Linked DNA regions of Mus musculus: region 2 is linked to region 1. A link is a contact called in ENCODE Hi-C or POLR2A ChIA-PET data. All regions are on one chromosome and are shown on one strand. Each heading gives the region's core, a stretch centred on a gene start or an enhancer-like site at or near the end of the contact. The rest is flanking DNA. Distances are from core to core; before and after follow the strand shown.

Region 1 (6,591 bases), core at 2,768-5,267:
CCCTTTTCCACATCAGGAAAAAAAAAAAAAAAAAAAAAAAAAAAACAGGCAGCGAAATATCATGTCATTCAAAACAATTATTAATAAAACAAAAAATAAAAATAAAACTTATCTTTAAATAACTTCAGAAACAGGGGCTAGAGAGATGGCTCAGCTGTTTAGACTGAATTCAGGTCCCAGCACCCACATGGCATCTTCCAACTGTCTATAGTGGGTTCTATGCTCTCTTCTTGTGCACATGGGCACGCAGACAAAACATCCATATACGTGCGTACGATCTACAGAGAATCTACAGAGAATCTTTAATAACTGCAGAAATGGGTTAGAGCACAGGAAGAAGCTTCCCTGGAACTGTGGATCTGTGTTTGAAAGTCTCCTACAACGTGGGTTCCCACAGTGGCTCCGACTTTGTGCATGTGCTCTTAGAAAGGGTCCATCTGCACATGCTTGCACATGTGTGTGAAGGCCAGAGGTCAACCTCAAACATCATCCCTTGGGTGCTGTCCTGTCCACCTCGTGATTTGTTTTTAATTTGCAATTATTGTACGTATGTGTATCCCAGGCCACAATGCACATGGGAGGTCTGGGGCAGCTCTCTCCTTCCACCTTTACAGTGCTTCCAAGGGTCAAATGCAGGTCACCAGACTTAATGGTTAACAAGTATCTCTGATGTCGTTTGCTTTTCCTACTAATGCTGCTTCTCTTTTACTCTGCAGTTAGACCTTTTCTACCACAACGTAAACCATTATCCTATTACACTGTGGTAACCTGGTGTATTTTAAACACAGTTTGTTGTGTTAACCACTTCTCTAGCAGTCCAAATTTGACTGGCACATCCCTTGTGAGAAGAGGCCCTAAAGAGCTTCCGTTGCGTTAAAATCCAGCAACTAGAGCTGGGAGGGATGACAGGTGGCTCGTACCTGTAATTCCTGAACTAGGAAGGTAGAGGAAAGAGGATCGGGAGTTCAAGGTCATCCTCTAAGTGTACAAGGAGTCTGAGGCCAGCCTGGGCTACATAGGATCCTATCTCAAAAAAACCAAAGGAACAAACAAGCCGGGGCTGGGTACGCAGCTCAGTTGGTAGACTGCTGGTCTGACACACATGAAGCCCTGCTTAGCTCTCAATCACTGGAGAGACAGTGACAGAAAAACCAGAAGGCCAAGGTCACCCATCCTCAGTGCACAACACATGGAAGACTGGTGTGAGCTACACAGATCTCAAAAGCAAAACCAAACAAAACCAATCGCCCTTTTTCTGAGCCAGACTTTGCAAGTTCACCCTTTTTAACCATAAGCAATGTGGTGTTTTTGGTTTGTTATACTCGCTATGTTGTACAACCACTATTACAATATAGTCCCAGAAACTTTCATTACCCTAAAAGAAACCTATATCCCTCCAGCAGCCACGCCCCTCTAAGGGCCCTTTTAAATCTGGTTTACTCAGGCAGCTATAAATCATCTTAATTACACTGAAATCTAATTCATATTTAACCAATCTCTCTGCAAAGTATCACAAGACACACTTGCAAATGCCTTGCTACACTCTAGACTTTACATGTTTTTCTGACTCACCAATGTGGTGACCCTGTTCAAGAGTAGACGTTTCTGCAGCATGGCTCTCCGAAGGAGTCCACAGTGAGGAGCCAGGGTGGCTCCTAGCATCATGTCATTCTGGTCTTACTAAGTCCTCAGAAGACAGCTATCTGATAATGTACCCTGGAATTTTGCCACTCCTGTATTTTGTCAGAAATTAGTTCACTAGATCAGATTTTGTGATATGTTTTCTTTTTGTTTGAAATAATTAGGATTAGTACATTTGCAATCCTAACTCTTAGAACTCACAACTCTGTCCTTTACAGTGCCTCAAGAAGCTAGGCATACGGCACACACCTGTAGTTCCAGTGCTTAGGTGGTACAAGTAGGAGAACCAGGAGTAGCCTTGGCTACATGAGATCATGTAATTGACAAAAACAGTGTCCTAAAGATGATGGGCAACAGCCCAGCGATTATATTTCCCAAACAGTGAAAGTCTTTCATTTAGATCCTCTCTCTCTCTCTCTCTCTCACACACACACACACACACACTCTCTCTCTCTCTCTCTCTTGAACACAAACACACTAAATTTAAGATCTCAACTCAGATACTAAAGATATATATATATGTAGCACATTCCTCTGCCTGTTTTTTAAGACAGCTAATAGTGATGCACAAAATTGAAGATATTATCCAAAAGTCTGAACAAGAACAGAATAAAATACACATGTTGGATATGTTGGGATCAAAGGCGGGTACACACTGTTGATCTCAGCATTCAGGAGGCAGAGGCAGGTGAATCTCTGAGTGCAAGGCCAGCCTGGTCCACACAGTGAGTTAGTTTTAGGCCACCCAGGGCTACATAGTGAGACCAAGCCTCAAACAAAACAAAATAAATAAGATATCTACCCAAGTCCTCATGCCAAAATCCTAAATGAATCAAAGAGTTAAATGAAATGTTAAAACGCTACATATATGTGTGTACACATATATACACATGTCCAGTTTTATCACTTACATGTTACATGTGTGTATGTATATATATATATATTACATACATTCATATTTAATATATTATAATACACATGTAAATATTAAGTGATGCTACATATACATGTATATATATATTTTAAAACACTATTAGGCAGGGGCTCGCCTGGAAGTAAAGCCCAGCAGAATACTTGCCTAGCATGGTCGAGGCCCTGTGTTCAAGCTCCATTACTGAAGGGAGAAGGGGAGGAAACCATAAGGGAGTATTTTTAAGACTTAGTTTTGGGTGATTTTTAGCTGTGTGTATGTATGAGTATGTAATGAACCTGTTTAGCAGGATATGCTCTTAAAGAGAGGTGTGTGCTCCATCTTTGGCTGTCAGATTACTGAAAGAATGGACCCCAAGAAACTGGAGAGTTCCCAGGACTCCTTCCTGCTAAAAGAGGAAACAATGCCACCCTGGGGGCATCCACATGTTTCCAGGAAAAATATCTGGCGCCCCTCAGATGACCCTGCAGGAGGCTTGGAGCTGAGATGGTGGGCTGGACCACATCTTATTGGACTGCTTAGTTATGTATCTTGCTTCCTACCTTTAGGGCAGACCCTTTGAGGACGGACTTTAGGACTTTAGGAACCGTGGTGCTAGCTTTCTTTGTCTCCCTTCCCAACATGGCTACATTGAACAACACCCCCCTCCTTTTTTTTTTTTTTTCTTTTTGCTTTTTGCTATTATTTTGCTTTCATTAATTGTGAAGTACACATGGGCAAGATCATTACAGGCATCTAAGAGGCCAAAGGAGTCATGCCCAGGAAAGTAGAATTAAGACAACTATGAGCCACCCAGTATGGGTGCCAGGAATCAAATTCAGGTCCTATGGAAGAACAATTAGTGCTCTTAACTGTTTAGCCATCTCTCCAAACTCAAATGATTTTCTATAATTTCATATATATACTAGGACTGTATGAAAATGGCCTGAAGAGGACTTCAGAAGCTAAAAAATAAGATTAATAAATTCAAACATGTCTTAAGATGCTATTACTATAAACACCTTACAAAAATAAAAGTGTAAAGGGTAACGTGGAATAAATATTTATAATACATATGGCATACACAGGGGACAATGCTAACAGCCATCTAACTGGAAAAGATGGCACAGGGTAGGAGAAACAGGACCGAGGAGACAGGTGGGCTTTTTCTTCTCTGGATCTCCCATCCCCTCTGAATTATGTACCACAGCCAGGCACACTCTGGTTTTGAATTAAAAAAGAAAAGTTCAATCTGGGCCATAACTATACTTTTTGAAAAATTACCTTTCACAATAATACCAGAATCCCCTTCTATTTTCTCTCCTCAAAAATCTCACCAATCTTGGCGCCTGGTGTCTCCCCAGGCCCTCAGCAGCTGCCCAGCAGCAGCACAGCCCTGGGCTGGCAGCTGCCTTTCCAGTGTTCCTCTGCTTTTCGTTATGATTTCCAGTGAGTCAACAGGAAAGCATTCTCAGTAAAGAAGAAATAGAGGCCTTCAGACAAGTCCTTCCTCCACCCACACCCCCCAAACACGGCTCTTGCCAAAACGATGTAAGGCAATTTCCAATCCAACTTGCCACTCCTGTCTGCATGAGGTCACTATTTAGCAAAGGACAGTCTGGTGGGACACAAGCTAAACCCAAAGGCAGAGACCAGGTTAGAACGTAGGAAAAAAAAAAAAAAAACGGTGAGGAATAGCCCAACAATCCAGTTAAAAGCACAAATACGTGACGAAATGGGTGTGGTGGACCATGCCTGTAAACCCAACCTACTCCTGAACCACAGCGGACTGAAACCAGAAGCTACCCAGACGACTTAAGGAGACCCTGCTTCAAACTGGTTTGTCTAATCACTGGGATTTGGGGTGTGTTTTAGCAGCAGGTAATCTGCCCAGCATCTGTGAGACTCTCAGTTCAGTTCTCAATATAAAAAACAAACCAAAAGACAAACTGGACATTTGAGGGTGGATGAGACTTTAATGAGCAGACACAGCTCCAGTCCTCGGCCATATGACAGCTGACACCAGTTGTCTGGAACTGAAAGACTCCAAGAGGAGCCCCTCGCTCAGGCCTCAGGACAATAGCGGACACCCAAGAACTCACGATAGACCAAGCTTGATGCAAACCACATGAGGCTTTATTCGGGGAAAGCCAGAGCTCTGGGGACGACTCATATCCCATGCAGAGGTAGAGGAGTCGACCTCGAGGGGAAAGAGGTCCCAGTTTTTATAGGCCCTCAGGGGAGAAAGGAGAAGGGGAGAGTAGGGGATTTCCAGATCTAAACAATGTCTATTCTCAAGAAATGGGTATGGGAGGGGTACAAGGAAAGAGTCTGGTGCAGGTGTAGCAACTCAGGATTGGCCCGGCTGTGGTTGCTGGGGAGATTTTCTGACTCTTTCTCAGCAACCAATATCACAAACACCTGGCAATGGGCTTCATCAGTGGGCACACACATGGGTTCAAGGAATGGTCAAAACATTGGCAGACACACAGGTTCAAGGAGTGGACAGAGCATTGTGCACCTCTAGTTTTCTAAATCAGTGAAGCTAGTTCTGCTAACAGTGACATCTATCTTGCCAATTTCAGGGCTTCTGTGACCTTTTACATTCTGTCAGGATCTTTCAGAACCTCGACCTTACTGCTGCCCCTTCCATGTCTGCAGAGGTCAGGAGCACTGGCAATAGTTGGTGTGACACATACCTAGGCCGGAGTTACACAGACAGTTAAGTAGCCTTGGAACCCGTGTTTTGAATTCCATGCCTCTGTCACAGTGAGGTTCCACTGAAGCGGCATCATCATTCAGTGTACTTAGTGATAGTTACAACTGTTGTGGTTATTTATACACATACCGGCCACATCGAAGCAGTGAGGGCATGTGGTACAGAGCAAGGGCTTCGGAGTTCTGGTAAACTGCAAATCCACTACATGAGGGATTAGTTTCTCTGAGCTCTGTTGTCTTATCTGCTGAATAAACATAACAAGCCCCTCCTGGGGCATCCAGAGAGCTGACCAGATCAGTGTATAAAGTACTCAGTGCACTGTAGACACAGAGAAAGGGCTCATGAAATAGTACAGATGACCACAAGGGAGAGGGGACCAAGCAAGAGGAAGTCACTGACTTTGGGACACACGGGGAAAATTTCATATTGTTGCAAATAGCAGGGGATCTGGGTTTCATGGGGATCTTGTTTTCTTTTAGCTGTCTTACACAAAATGAATTAAATTTCATATATATAATGCCTGGGGCTGGTGAGATGGCTCAGTGGGTAAGAGCACCCAACTGCTTTTCCGAAGGTCCGAAGTTCAAATCCCAGCAACCACATGGTGGCTCACAACCATCCGTAACGAGATCTGACTCCCTCTTCTGGAGTGTCTGAAGACAGCTACAGTGTACTTACATATAATAAGTAAATAAATCTTTTAAAATATATATATATATATATATATATATATATATATATATATATATATATATATATATATATATAATGCCTGGTAGAAATAACCAATTCTATCCAAAAAAAAAATGTTTCCTGAAAATTCAAATTTAAGTAAATATTTGCATTTCAAATTAAATCATTAGCCAGATCCTTCATTTATATGTTTTTTATATTAATTTTTGTAATAAAAACACTGCCAAGCCACTATAAGGAGCCTTCTAAAACTAAAGTGAAGAAGCAGGGCTGTGATTAATTTGATCAGGTAGCCCCTGGCCCTTGGCATTCAGCTAGTATTTCACACTCAGCCTCCTCAAAGATATGGTCTCTAAGCAACGGAGTCCCAAATTAAACAAACAGCAGAGTGATATGAATCACTTCCTGAAGGTCTCACATTGCCTACCAGCACTTTATTTACACAAATACTTGTCACAGGGTTATTTTAGGCAACTCCAATTAGAAGCAACCAGAGGTCCATCTAATATCATATCATTTACTAGTACTCAAAACTGGCCCTGCTATCTACCAACAGGTATCTCTGAACTAGTTCATAGTGAAGCAGAATAAATTATAAAGAATCAGAAACAGATCACCCAGCAAGACC
Region 2 (6,591 bases), core at 1,150-3,649, 46 kb after region 1:
ATTGGATTCTCAACCAAACGTGGGTTGTCCCTGTGGTTGCCTCCAGGAGAAAGGCACAGCTGAGGACAGAGCCAGCTGCAGGCAGTGCAAGTACCCACCTCAGCTGGACTGGTTAACATCAGTTTTCAGCCAATCCAGAGCTTGGGCAGCTTGCGGTCCTCAGGTGATTCCTGGATGGAGTCTGTCAGCCAGGTGAAAATCTGCTGAGACAAATATAGACTCGGACAGAAGTTAAAATTGTCGAGCAATTGCAGAAGGTAAAGAATCCCCAGACCAAGGGGCAAATCCATTCTCAAGAACAGGCAAACCGGGCGTGGTGGCGCACGCCTTTAATCCCAGCACTCAGGAGGCAGAGGCAAGCGGATTTCTGAGTTCGAGGCCAGCCTGGTCTACAGAGTGAGTTCCAGGACAGCCAGAGCTAAACAGAGAAACCCTGTCTTGAAAAACCAAAAACCAAACCAAAACAAAACTAACTGCTGGGCGGTGGTGGCGCACACCTTTAATCCCAGCACTTGGGAGGTAGAGGCAGGCGGATTTCTGAGTTCGAAGCCAGCCTGGTCTACAGAGTGAGTTTCAGGACAGCCAGAGAAACCCTGTCTCAAAACAAAACAAATCTAACTAGTGAATAGACTAATGAACTAACACAGCAGCAAACTACCTGAAGGAGCTAGTTGCCTGTTGTTCTCTAGCTGTTAAGCTATAATTAGCTTAGCCATCAATATTATCAGAGACCTGAGAAGGATAAACTACTATCTAAATGGCCTATGTGTCAGTTAAAATGACAGAAACTAGTCCATATTTCATGACCTGGCCATTTGTCCCAAGTTCCTGTGGTCTCCATTGCATCAAGGACAATGGCAGTCTTTGGCCATCAGGCCCAGAAGATGAAGAGGCCTTTTCTGTGGATGAGGAACTTGGGAGAGACTGTCCTCATCTCATCTTAAGCAAAGTGTGGCAATCAGTTGTCTGGTTGTCCTCTGTCCACAGCTCAGGCCGGGCTCTGGCAGTGGGCGAGGCGCTGGGGCAGTTATGTCCAGTAGTTATGTCCTTTGTGGTTGTGCCCATATTTTCTTGGATACCTTGGAGGGTCACTGTTAGGATTTGGGAGTCTCTGTCTGTCGTGGTAAGTTTAAACATACTAAATGCCACATTCAGGAGATCTCTGACTGGTTTGAGGGCTAGTACCTACCTGTTTTTAGTTATCTGCTCTAAACTATACCTTGAAAATATAAAACAGAAGACTAAATAAAGCTTAATCTTGAAATTAACTGCATCAGTTCTTAGCATGGCTTCTTATATATTTCTGAACAGATTAAATTATTTGATCATTTACAAGGATACTGGTTATCTATCTCTGTTATGTTTGAGCCTTAAAAGTCAGTTTTGAATTGAAGCTCTTCTAATATCAAAATAAAACTTTTTAACCCCAAAAACATACTCCATAAAGAGACTACCACCCTTTCTGACCTTTATCTGGTATATCATTATAGAGCATAACAGTTTCCCGTGTGATTAGGTTTAAGCCGAAGGCAGTGTCAGCACAGGAAAGGGGTTAACAAGATGGGAAAATGGCAAGAACCTTGATTGGCTGAGGAAGCTGTTATTGGCACGTTGGGCTGACAGGAAGGGCTTGCTGGAGCCTTGCCAGGGCTCAAGCAAGCTGAAAGGAAGTGGTGGTGGGGGCGGAATTTCAAGAGCCAGTGATTCTTAACCTTTGTTAATGCTGTAAACTTCTAAAAAAAAAGGGGGGGGGGATTGCAACCCTATAGGAGGAACAACAATATCAACCAACCAGATCCCCCAGAGCTCCCAGGGACTAAGCCACCAACCAAGGAGTACACATGGCTCCAGCTGCATATGTAGCAGAGGATGGCCTTATCTGGCATCAATGGAAGGAGATGCCCTTGGTCCTGTGAAGGCTTGATGACCCAGTGTTGGGGAATGCCAGGGCGATGAGGAGGGGTTGGGTTGGTGGGTGGGGGAGCATTCTTATAAAAGCAGAGGGAAGGGGGCATGGGATAGGGGGTTTGTGGAGGGGAAACCAGGAAAGGGGATAACATTTGAAATGCAAATAAATAAAATATAGAATTTAAAAAATCCTTAATTTTTATTCCTGGTATCATTACCATAATTTATAGAGCAATATGTACGTTATAAATTATAAATTATAAACCAATATTTTATAAACAAGACATGCAGAACACAGTAAACGTTTAAGAGCAGTCAGAAATAAAGGTGTAGTGGCAAATGTTATTTATATATTTAAAGCAGACAAAAATCTTAATTTCAAGGGATGAGCGCCTTGCCACCTGTTGATCCAACTCTCGTGGGCACTGAGGTTTTGTAGCAGAGAAGCTGAGAGGCAGCTGGTGCTCCTTTAAGAGCAGCTTGCACCAATCACACAGCCCCTGGCTTGCTGTCGGCTTGATCCGGGAAGGAGGCGGGGCTTCTCCACCAGCGCCAGACTCCCTGCTGCAGGTGCAGGGCTCCAAGGGCAGCGCCAGTTCATCCGTTTCTGTTGTCTCAATGCAGCTGCTTCTTTCTAAATACAAAAACACTGTTTTATGAGTTATTAAATATTACTTTCTTATTTAAGTTAGCCTGATTGGTTATATAAGTTTTTTTTATAAGTTTTTTTTTTTAAGATTTATTTATTTATTATATGTAAGTACACTGTAGCTGTCTTCAGACGCACCAGAAGAGGGCATCAGATCTCATTACGGGTGGTTGTGAGCCACCATGTGGTTGCTGGGATTTGAACTCCAGACCTTCGGAAGAGCAGTCGGGTGCTCTTACCCACTGAGCCATCTCACCAGCCCCGCCTGATTGGCTATGATCAAGCACTGGACATTTAAAAATTTCCACCTAAGCTTGGCATAGCGGCATACATCTGTAATTCCGGTATTTGCAAGAGGATTAGGAGTTCATACGCATACTCAAGTACATAGGAGTTCAGGCTAACCTGGGCTAGTGAAACTTAGTTTGGGGGTGAGGGGAGACTAAGAGATAGCTCTGTGGGTAAAGTACTTGCTATACAAGCTTTGGGACCCGAGTTCACACCACTAGCTCTCAGAAAAGGCTCAGCAGGAAAAGTGGCATGGGCGTGGCTACGCATGGGCGTGGCGGTGCATACTTTTGATCCCAGCACACAGGAGGCTACCTGGTCGACATAGTTGAGTTCCAGGATAGCTAGGGATCTATAGAGAAAAAGCCTGTCTCAAAAAACAAACAAAGAAACAAACAAAGAAAAAAAAAAAACATACATCTTCAATCCCAGTACTGGAAAGAGAAGCAGAGAGCAGAGACAGGAGGGACCACCTGAATGAAACACCATGATCAAAAAGCAAGTTGGGAAGGAAAAAGTTTATTTAGCTTATACTTCAACATTACTGTTCATCACCAAAGGAAGTCAGGATAGGAAGGAACTTAAGCAGGCCTGGAACCTGGAGGCAGAAGCTGATGCAGAGGCGGGAGTTGGGGGGGGGGGGTGTTGGGGGGGCTGGAGGGTTGGGGGGGCGTAGGGTGTGTGTGTGTGGGGGGGTGCTGTTAACTGGCTTGTCCTAGCAATATCAGCCAGCTTTCTTATAAAACCCAGGACTACCAGCCCAGGGATAAAACCACCTACAATGGACAGGCTCTCCTGCTTCAATCGCTAATTAAGAAAACATCTTAGGGGGCTGGAGAGATGGCTCAGCCGTTAAGAGCACTGACTGCTCTTCCAGAGGTCCTGAGTTCTATTCCCAGCAACCACATGGTGGCTCACAACCATCTGTAATGGGATCCAATGTCCTCTTCTGCTGTGTCTGACAGCTACAGTGTACTCATATAAATAAAATAAATACATCTTTCCAAAAAAAAAAAAAAAAGAAGAAGAAGAAGAAAACATCTTGGTCTTTGAGAAGTATTTTCTCTATTGAGGTTTCTTCCTTTCAGATGACTCTAGCTTGTGCCAAGTTGACATAAAACTAGCCAAGGACACCATTTATGTTTATATACACAAACACATTTATATACATAAATTTAGGAATATTTTCTAGTTTAAATTCCTTTGAATAGACACATTAATTTTAAGTTAATTTTAAGAATTATTTATTAATTTTATTCATTGAGAGATTTCAGATAATTCATATAAAAGTGAACAAATTTAGAAACAATAATTTATTTTCATTTTTACTATTAATAAAAATAGAACAATTAGTTTAAATTCCTTTTAACTTGAGCCACTTCCGATGTGAATAACTTGGAAATTAATTAATTTCTCCTTTTTTAAAATTAGATATTTTCTTTTATTACATTTCAAATGTTATCCCCTTTCCTAGTTTCCCCTCTGAAAATTTCATATCCCCTCCCAATTTCTCCTTTTTTAAAATAAAAAAAAATATATTTATTTGTGTGTGTCTATGTGTGTGTGTGTATATATGCATATCTCTGTGTGTCTATATCTGTCAGCATGTATATCTGTGTGTGTCTGTGTATGCATGTGTAAGTCAAAGGCCATGTGTGTTCTAGGCACAGAACTTAAGTTAGTCAGGCTTGTTTGACAAGTGCACGTCACTTGCTGAGCCATCTGGCCAGGCCCAGTTCTCCTTCTAGGTAAAATTGAAAACAAAACATCTAATGTTTAGTGGAGGAAATGTGTCACATGAGGATTATCACAATAGTATAATAATGGAAACATTTCTTCCTAAATGCATCCCCTCCGGGCTGGAGAGCTGGCTCAATGGCTAAGATCACTCACTGCTCTTCTGCAGGACCTGAAGTCAGTTCCCAGCCCACATCAGGCAGCCCAGATGCCTGGAAGTCCAGTTCCAGGGGATCTGAAACTCTGCTTCTAGCCTCCAAAGGCTCAAGCATACATGTGGCTTACACACACACACACACACACACACACACACACACACCCTAAATGAAAGTAAATAAATTTATTTATAAAAAAAAGATGATAAGTGTCTGAGGAAGACAGGCAAATGTCACCCTCTGGTGTCACTCACCGTCTCCCACAGGAGCAAGCACAACCACACAAATTCATATATTACACATACAAACATACACAAAGGTGGTGGTGGGGAATCTCCGTTAGTGGGCTTGTCCCTCTAAGCCTGGGTGGTACGCAGGCTCTGGCACTCCAGACAGTGAAGGGATTTTCCTTGGGCTCAGAAGTCTAAGGCTGGTTTGAACAACTTAAGACCCTGAGGGTCAGGGAGTAAGAGAAAGGAGGGGGGACTTATTTACAGATAACAGAGTTAAGGACCCTCTATTTGGTGGGGGGAGGTAGATTTCTATGGTACTTCCCACTACCTCCTGCCAAGAACTGAAAACCAACTTCCTTTCCTGCCCTTGAACTCCACATCTCTTAAAAAGACTTCTCTGTTCTGGGAGCCCCATGATGAAGCGGTCGTGACCCTCATGCATTGCCTTCTTTTGAGACAACTGAGTCTCTATTTAATAATGACTCATGCTGAACTCACACAGCCCTTCCCCAGGGAAGTTTCTCATTTCTTCCAACAGAACGCTTTATTTTTATAAATACATAATAAGTTCATTTCTAAAACTATAAATACATGTAAGGAAAGGTTGGAGACATGTCTGTTTAGGAAAAAAAAACCCACAGCCCAAAACTCCCTATTACTGTTTTGCTGCATATCTTTTTGTAATGGAACAGCTGTTCTCAACCTGTGAGTTGCAATAACCCCTCTGGGGGAGGGGGAAGGTGTCAGATGACCCTTTCACAGGGGTTGCCTAAGACCATCAGAAAACATAGACATTTACATTGCCATTCATAACAGTAGCACAATTACAGTTATGAAGTAGCAACAAAAAATAATTTTATGGTTGGGGGTCACCACAACATGAAGAACCGTATTAACAGCATTAGGAAGGTTGAGAACCACTGTAATAGAAAAAGCTGTATAGCGGGGCCAGGCAGAATGGAGCAAGCCTGACTTGGGAAGTAGAGTCAGAAGGATCAGGAGGTTAAAGGTCACTTATTTTGCTGAACAGCACTTTGGAGGCCAGTCTGAGCCACCACCCCCATCTCAAAAAAGAACAACTAACAAACAAACAAACACTTGGGCCAATCAGAATCGGGAGCTCTTGGGGCTCAGGAGATGGCTTAGTTGGTAAAGAGCTTGCCCATCTCACCTACACCCCAGTAGAATCCATTGATGAGCTCCAGGCCAACAAAAGAACGTGTCTCACAAGTGATAGACTATGTCCTGAAGATGACACCTGAGGTTGTCCTTGATCCTCCACAAACTTGCTTATGCACCCACATCTGCATTTAAAAACAAAACAAGCCTGGCATGGTGGCGCCCGCCTTTAATCCCAGCCCTCGGGAGGCAAAGGCAGGCGGATTTCTGAGTTCGAGGCCAGCCTGGTCTACAAAGTGAGTTCCAGGACAGCCAGGGCTATACAGAGAAACCCTGTCTCGAAAAACCAAAACCAAACCAAACCAAAACAAAACATAAATCTCTTGTGGGTTTTTGTTTGTTTTGAGACAAGGTGTCTCTGCTTAGCCTATGCAGACTTGGAACTCCATAACTCAAAATCCTCCTGCCTCAGTTTTGAGTGCTGGGCTAGCAAGTGTGCACC

What was found. A loop is a pair of places that touch in the nucleus more often than their neighbours do. ChIA-PET counts read pairs that join two places held with the same protein, here RNA polymerase II (POLR2A).
Region 2: POLR2A ChIA-PET joins it to region 1 with 18 read pairs in embryonic stem cell. The contact joins two enhancer-like sites. A Hi-C loop is called at or near these places in 2 of 37 maps with a recorded cell type or tissue (regulatory T cell and v-Abl transformed pro-B cells). POLR2A ChIA-PET finds 5 or more read pairs at or near these places in 4 of 5 experiments (Patski and embryonic stem cell).

Annotation. Positions count from the first base shown.
Region 1 is chr7:80,782,899-80,789,489 of GRCm38, forward strand. All of the region lies in intron 2 of Iqgap1 (IQ motif containing GTPase activating protein 1), which reads right to left. Among named protein-coding and RNA genes, the nearest start is that of Iqgap1, 17 kb to the right of the region's middle. RefSeq lists an enhancer at 6,040-6,591. Within about 2 kb of position 4,018, at least 1 of the 3 ENCODE cell types and tissues checked has a DNase peak (open chromatin) inside an H3K27ac peak, as active enhancers do.
Region 2 is chr7:80,830,757-80,837,347 of GRCm38, forward strand. No RefSeq gene overlaps it. Among named protein-coding and RNA genes, the nearest start is that of Zscan2, 27 kb to the right of the region's middle. Within about 2 kb of position 2,400, at least 1 of the 3 ENCODE cell types and tissues checked has a DNase peak (open chromatin) inside an H3K27ac peak, as active enhancers do.